2 separate regions of the Mus musculus genome follow, and region 1 is linked to region 2. A link is a contact called in ENCODE Hi-C data. All regions are on one chromosome and are shown on one strand. The core of a region is the stretch at or near the end of the contact, and the rest is flanking DNA. Distances in the headings are between cores, read along the strand shown.

Evidence for each region. A loop is a pair of places that touch in the nucleus more often than their neighbours do.
Region 1: a map of T-helper 17 cell shows a loop between it and region 2 (7-fold over the local background). The contact joins the promoter of Wdr37 here to the promoter of Pfkp in region 2. A Hi-C loop is called at or near these places in 2 of 37 maps with a recorded cell type or tissue (T-helper 17 cell and T-helper 2 cell).

Annotation. Positions count from the first base shown.
Region 1 is chr13:8,869,378-8,873,279 of GRCm38, forward strand. It overlaps Wdr37 (WD repeat domain 37), which reads right to left and starts at 1,667. Exons shown (of 14, transcript NM_172445.3): 1 at 1,493-1,667.
Region 2 is chr13:6,646,291-6,650,031 of GRCm38, forward strand. It overlaps Pfkp (phosphofructokinase, platelet), which reads right to left and starts at 2,481. Exons shown (of 22, transcript NM_019703.4): 1 at 2,281-2,481. The coding sequence starts at 2,389. It overlaps Gm35730 (a long non-coding RNA gene), which reads left to right. Exons shown (of 3, transcript XR_382032.3): 3 at 299-548.

The DNA of each region.
Region 1 (3,902 bases), core at 417-2,916, 2.2 Mb after region 2:
TATTAATAATATTAATATTTTAAGTGTTGATTGTAATAGTACTTTTAAAATTAACTTCTAGAGGGCTGAATCAATGCAATATCTAACCAGTAACAGAAAAGAGAATGGTCTCTACACGCAACCTTGGAAATCTGTCACCAGAATTAAGTTACTTAAAATGTTCTGTCACTGATGAGATGAAGGCAAATGATGCACACTTATCGAGTCTAAGGATGGCACTGAGCTGACAGGCATCAGTAATTAAATAAGCTACCACCAAGAATTTTTTTCTCAATAACCAAAAAAGAAATTCAAATCTAGAAAGCATATCTTTCTTTGAATAAATCAGGACAGGACAACTAACAAAACTCTTAGTATCACTGCTGGGGGAAATACCCAACCCCAAGGATTTTACCTCAAATCAAGGGCAAAGTAAGATAACAGACCAACGTACCTATACTAAAGGAAGTAACATCTCAGAGTAAGAAAACCAAAGGAAGCATACTTAGGTCCTGTGTCCAGAAATTTATGCAAGAAGGCTTGATATACACTGCAAAAACGTAGCTGTCATAAACATCAAGGTCACACTGTTATTTCATGTGGCCACTGGCCACTGCTCTGCGTCTCCTATGGGCAACACTAATAGAAGGCCTCTACTTACTTTGGTCAGGTTATATTTATATATACTATGCTCAAGTATGTGGCTTAGGTGTCAAAGAGAATTTACAAACACTTGAAAATGTGATCGGCAAAGTAACCAAAACAGCAAGGAAGGTAGCATAATAGAAGATTTCTTAGAAAAGGGAGAAGTATCCTGGAGGCTTATTATCACCAGGTGTACTGCTTAGAGGTAAAAAGGTTTCAGTACCGCTTTGATGGCATACTTTGTAGGCCACAATAAGCAATGTAAAGAAAACCCATCTGAACTTCAAAGAAACTGCCTAGCAATCTACATCCGGGCAAGAGAGTGAGTGGTGTAGAGCTAACGGTCCTCGTCTTCAAGCACAAGAAACATCGAAGAGTTCAAGTTAGATGATAAAACCTCTAAGAACCTGATCAATCGTTCGGTTATGTCTGCTCGCGAAGTGAAATGGCATATTTATGCAACTTTTTGGTAAAACTGGCCCATTATGATGCCTTAAAACTTAGGAAATAGAAGTGTACGGGGAAGAAAAGGAAGTCTTCAGAAAGAGAAACAAAGGCGTGGCGGGGTTTTACCACTTCAGCATCTGCTTACCCCATCTCCGCCCCCCACCCTTCCTCCTTCCCAGAGGCCATACCCCGTCTTTGCGGGATCGAAGGCCACCATCTTCGAAAACTCTGGGCTTCCCACGGGACACAGACAGCCAGGTAGACGCCACTTGAGTACACAGGGAGCCAGAGAGAGTGCGCAGGATTAGGACTGTATCCTTCATCCACCTCGAAGCCTCGTCCCCACCGCCACCCGGACACCTGACATCCCCCGAGCGCCCGAGAAGGATGCCAAGCCAGACAGCTGAGAAGATGGCGTCACCTGTCACAGCAGCAGCACTCGCGTCCGCCTGGAACCAGCCTACGTCGCACTCAATTCGTAGATCCCCCCGCGACGAGGCTCCCGAGGCAGACCCAGAGCAGGAAAAAAAACCGGCCGATTCCCGCACTGACACAACCCGGCGACCCGAACTGGCGCGCCCGTACTTCCGGTAACTGCGGAAGTCCCGCCCTCAGAGATGGTCCTTAAAAAAAAAAAAACAGACCGGAAGCTCCGCCCCATGCCCAACGGCTGCGGAAGTTCTTTCCTGGTCTCCTTCGCTCAGTCCCACAGGCTTGTTCCGCGGGATAGTCTCCTGTTTTGGCTTTCGGCTTTGACGCCGGGTCCTGGAGACCTAAACTATGGCCTAGCAGCGCGCTGAGCCAAGACCCAGCGAGTGACTGCAGAACGAGTATGGCGTCCCCTGGTGGCGCAAGTAGGCTCAGCGCTTTCCCTGTTAGGAGCTTTCCCAAGGTGCTTACAGGCACTGCTAGACCCCAAATTCTGCACCACACACTAACGGTACACGCGATCCTTGCACGAATTGCTCCCCGAGACCCTGTAGCGTCGGTAACAGGGAGAAGCACACACAGCCTCCCGGACCGTGGGTACTTACCACTGCAGGGATTCCGGTGAGGGGTCCACGGTCAGGCAGGTTTTAAGTCCATCTGTCCTAAACACTCGCACAGCCCAAAAACTGGTAAGAAAAATAATCTATTAAAATGCAAAGTCGAGTGTACTATTTAACGTAATCGCTTTCAGAATCTCTCAAATCCAACTGCTTTACAGGCTGATCTGCTAGGAATGGCTCCTCAGGCAGGGCTCAGTGGGAGTCTTGCTAGCTGGCTGCAGGAGAGCCTGGTAGAGATAGAACTATTAATATTTCAGCTTATCTGCAGAAGATGACTCACCCAGTTTCCTTCTGAAATATCTGATCACCATTGGCTAAGAGGGGAAAATAGAATCAGCTGTTCACTGCAAAAGGTGGGACTTGAGCCGCTTTTCCCCGTTAATCAGGGTTGGGAAGACCTACATAGCAGAATGGAGCTGTTACATAAACAGCCTTGTCTCTGCGAGCAACTTGAACTAGATGTTTAAAACTCACCTACAGTAAAAGCATGATAGTATTTTCCTTCTATATGGGTCAACATTCTTCCTATAAGATAAAACTGAAGGTTCAGATTCAAGAAGCAGTAATGCAAGATGTTTGCTGGAGAAGAAATAAATTTATCGTATTTGGAGACTCGAATAACCAAAACATTCTGTACAAGAAATTGTGGGTTACTTGTGTATCAAGTATAATATTCAGGGGGCTGGAGAGATAGCTCAATGGTTAAGAGCTCTGACTGCTCTTAAACTGAGTTCAAACCCCAGCAACCACATGGTGGTTCACAACCATCTGTACAGCTAGAGTGTACTTGTATACATAAAATAAATAAATAAATCTTTTTTTAAAAAAAATATAGTATACAAAGCTTATCACTAGTAACAGTCTATAAATATGAACTGAGAAAAAAAAGATTTGGCTTCTCAGAGAAATCACTGTCAAATTTGGAGGCTGTGATATTTATTTAAGAAAATTTTAACTAGTAACAAAGAATGCATAAGACATTCTGCTGTTAATGATAGCCAGCAGAAAGTACTGTAAAGCATAGTTCCATATCCAAGTAGCATTCCACTAAGTTTGCAACAAAGCAGCCACATTTGGGTGCCACTTAAGATACTTTTAATGGAAGTACATTTTATCTTTGGTATATTTAGAGTTCCACCAAAAAAAAAAAAAAAACAAAGCGTGGTGGTTTTAATAAAATGGCCCCCATAGGCCTAGAGGGAGTGGCATTATTAGGAGATGTTGCCTTGCTGGAGTAGGTGGGATGTTGCTGGAGGAAGTGTGTGCCTGAGAGCAGTCTTTAAGGTCTCAGAAGGTCAAGTCTGGCAAGTGAGTCTCAGTCTCCTACTGCTTTCAGATCAAGAAGTAGAACTCTCAGCTCCTCCTGCAGTACCATGTCTGCCTGCATGCTGCCCTTCTTCCTACCAAGACAAGAATGGACTGAACCTCAGAGCTGTAACCAGCTCCAGTTAGATGTCTTTTGTAAGAATTGCTGTGGTCTTGGCGTCTCTTCACAGCAAGGAAACCCTAAGAGGTAGCTGTCTGTTAAGAGCACTGAGTATTCATGCAGAAGACCCAGTTTCAGTTCCCAGCACCCACAGGTTACAATTGACTGTTGTTGAGGTTCAGAAATTGCATCACAAACCATACGAACACAGATCTCAGGTAAGCAAAAATGGTTTGTAGAACACACACTCCAAGACTGATCAATCAGGACCACAAAAAGGATTCGGGAACCTAATTTTGTGGTACCAGTCTGTTTTTAGGGCAGGCTTTTTATAGGAAAAAACAGATTCAAAGGTT
Region 2 (3,741 bases), core at 1,231-3,730:
CAGGAATAGTGCTGCTCAGGTCAGGTCCACTGCATATATCTCAAGAGTATTTCCCAGAATAAACAAAAAGAAATATGCAGGTCCAGTATAGTACCACAATAAAACATGACTGTTTTCTCAAGTTCTTAGAATGCCCAGGCTTGGGAAGTGAGTCAGAGCCGGTTGTGAGGGTGCTCTGCCAGAGCTCAGGTTTGACAAGGGACAGTGGGCAATGCCACCAGTTAAGCTGAGCAGCCTTCTTCCACGGGTCTGATACTCTACTATCCCAGCAATGATCCAATGTAATTTTTGTTCTCAGAGACTCCATTTCCACAGAAGAGGCCAAATGGATTTAAAATCCAGATTCCAGTTCTCACCTGAGGCAGATCCAAGATAAGCAGAAAAGAAACCGGAGTTCCTCTTCAATCCCCTAGAATCTCTCATGTTTGCACATAGGCTAAATATTTCAGAAATAATTTTGGACAGGGATTCCAAAATGATAAGCCATTAATATTGGTTTTCTAACTGACCCAGGATGTTAATTCTGAAATAAAACCTTTATTGCTTAAGCTTGCAGCTCTAGTGGTCAAAAGCCCCTTCCTGTAGTGGGAGTGTCTTATTATCTTGCCTTAGCAGGGTTCTGTGTGAGGATGCTATTTTTCCAACCTCCGGTGTATCAAAGCATTCTCTATCTCTGGGAAAACAGCCCTACTACCTGAGGAAACATTTATACAGAGTATCTCCTTACTAAAATCCTAGTATTACTCCAACCCTGCTTTCTGGGGAGGAAGGCGGGCCTAGTGCCCTATGGTGACTAACGTTGCCATTGGTTCCTTTAAGATAATGGGAGGGAGAACACTGGGGACCCCCTCACTTTTTCGACCCAGCTTCCGGTTGTTTGTGAGCCTGATGCTCTGCACCTCGATGCTGCGCTAACGTGAGTGAGGCGGTGTGGGAGACCTAGATCTGAGCACACCGGAGGTGACGGGCCTGGCATCACGTAGGCTCCCACGCCGGGCGGGGCGGTGCCCTAAGCAGCTCCCCAACCTGCGGCACTGGCGCCAGCCCCGCCCCGCTCAAGGGCGAAGGGAAGGTCATCCGTGGGGTGGGCGGAAGGCAAGGACTCCAACCCTAAACCTCCCGGATTGAGCTGGCTTAGAACGAGGGAAAATATAACATGGCATTTGGATGCATCCAGGGTAGAGGAAAGAACTGAAAAGCAAAAGCAAAACCTGGCTCAGGAACTGTCTGCAGCCGGCACAGACCTCAAGACTTGGAGGGCACATACTCTATGAAAATGTAGGTCTTGCTTCTAGCGCGTGTCCTCATCAAGAAATTAGCATGAACTCGGAAAGCCCACTGTTTGGGAACCCCAGCGCCCCCACGTGTACCCAGGATTAGAGGCTGGGGCACGGTACAGTCACCCCATTGCTCTTACATTTTAAGTATTCTCAGTTTATCAAATCCAAGCGTACAGAAATCGAGTCCCTTCAGCTCTGAAATCAATCCCGTCATTGGGAGAAAAGGGAAGCCCGGAGCTGGTAAGTGAGGGCTGATGACGTCCCGGAGTCCCTGCTTCCTGGTCTTTCCCGTCCTGGGGAGGCTGGCCCCGGAGGGCCTAGTGACCCATTTTAGTTTTCACTTTTGTCACAAGCAGGAAGAGACATTGCCTGGCAGTCAATGCCACACCCTGAGAGACCCCTGCACGCCCCCCCCCCCCCAGCTGCGCATCCCGCAATGCAGCAGCAGAGAAGGCTGCTAGCACCGCTTGGGAGGCAGGACTGGGATGGAGGCGCTGTGGGTACCCCGCTGTTTTTCCTACGAGTCCCAGGGATTAGGGTGGGGCGGTGCTGTGGCATCCTTATCGTCGCCCTGTACCTAATTCCAGGAAAGAACGCCTGGCTCATATGACCCAGACAGTAGACGACCCCATTGGCTAGCTCAATTAATAAATTTGGGGATGGAAAACTGGTTCATCTTGGGAATGAAGAATCCTACACAAATATCCTTTATCTTCTGCCCCTCACCACGTAATGGAACTCTATGGTCGCTCCTCAGGCACCCTAGTTGTTCCTAGATTAGGGTTTTCCCTACTCCTGAGCCACCGGTTCTCCTCGGCTCTCATAGGTAATTTTCACCAAGCCCTTTCCTCATCCTTTCTCCCAGATCCAGGTCACCCAACGTTTCTCCCCAGCTCTCCCTCTGTTCCCAACCCGATTACCCTCCTCTGCAGCCCTCTCCAGCCGCCCTCGCCCCCTGCCCGGCCCTTGGAGACCAGCGAGAGAGCTGGTAGGCACGCACCTTGGGCATCCCCGCCGCTGGTCAGGACACCGATAGCTTTGCCATCCCCAGAGAGGTGCTCCAGGTACTTCGGATAGGCGCTGGAGCTCGAAGAATCCAAGTCACTCATGATGAGGAGGTAGAGACGCCAGACACTCCCGTACTCAGCAAGCACTGAAGCCCTGGCCCACGCGCGCCAGCCTTGGAACCGCTGCCCCGCCTGCACCCGCAGGAGCCGCCCACGCCCCGCCCGAGCGCCAATGGGCTGTGGCGATGGGCGGGACTCACGCAAGGGCGGGGCCTGTTGTGTCAAAGACTCCAGCACTCTGCAGGGGTGGACAGGATAGTATGGACACGCGTTCTGTTAGGGATGCATCGCTGTGGTCCCTGAGAGGTGGAGTCGGGTTGGGGTGCCTTCTCAAGCGGGGGATGGAGGGATTATAGCCGGGTAGGAAACCCATAAGTGGCATAAGTGAATGGCAGCGCAGCTGCAGGGATGATCCCACAAGTGGGCGCGGAGCCTGTCAGCCCACCACGTGGGCGCAGAGGCTCGTGGGGCGCCCATTACCCCACCTGCTCTAGCTGTTAGGGTGGCGGTTGAGGGAGCCCAGAGGTCTGTGCAGTAGAGCAGAGGCACGCGCCTCACTTCCGGCAGGGCTCTTTCCTGGCCTGACAGTCAGAACAGTAGGGCGCTTCAGCATTTCTGTTCAATGTCCAGGATCCATAGGATCCTCCAGGTTTCACTTCTCCTTCGAAATTGAGGAAAGATGTGTGAGTAGATCAAGTTGTGTCACTGACTGTAGAGAAAGGATTGGAAGTAGAATGTCGGGGAAAGCCATTCGTAGACACACCCTCAGGAAGCAGGCCTGAGTTCTGGATAATCCAAAAGAAATCGGAACAAAAAAGGCTTGGTAGATTCCAGTCTCCACCTAATGGAAGCCCTGCTCTTGATTTGTTAGTCAGAACCCGGAAGGTTCTATTAGAAACAACAATAAAATAAAATAAAATAAAATAAAATAAAATAAAAGTATCCAATCTGTGGTTGATTTTGTTTATTTTGAAGATGCACCTCCTGGGGATCCCTGAGTTGTCCTGGAGCTTAATCTCTAAAAGCACGCAGACCCCTTCAGCAGTCATCCCAAGAATAAGACCTCAAAAGCAAGCAAACTGGATAGCTCACAGAAGGGGTGGCAGCACTGAGCCTCCTTCCTGTGCAAATTATACGTGTTGAATACATAGAAATATAGGAAACAAAGTAACAACCTAGGCAAAGACAATACAGTCTTACTACTATTAGGACAACCCTAGAAAAAAGATGGAGGCGCACAGACTTGTATCTTCCAACTTACCCTTTAAGCTTCAAACATTTAGGGGGGGGGGGGAGATCCAATCTACTGTAGACAAGGATGCATGAGATCTGATCTCTGCCTTCTTGAATCAGTTGAGCAATTCCTGAACTCCCATGATCAACAGAAGTTGGCT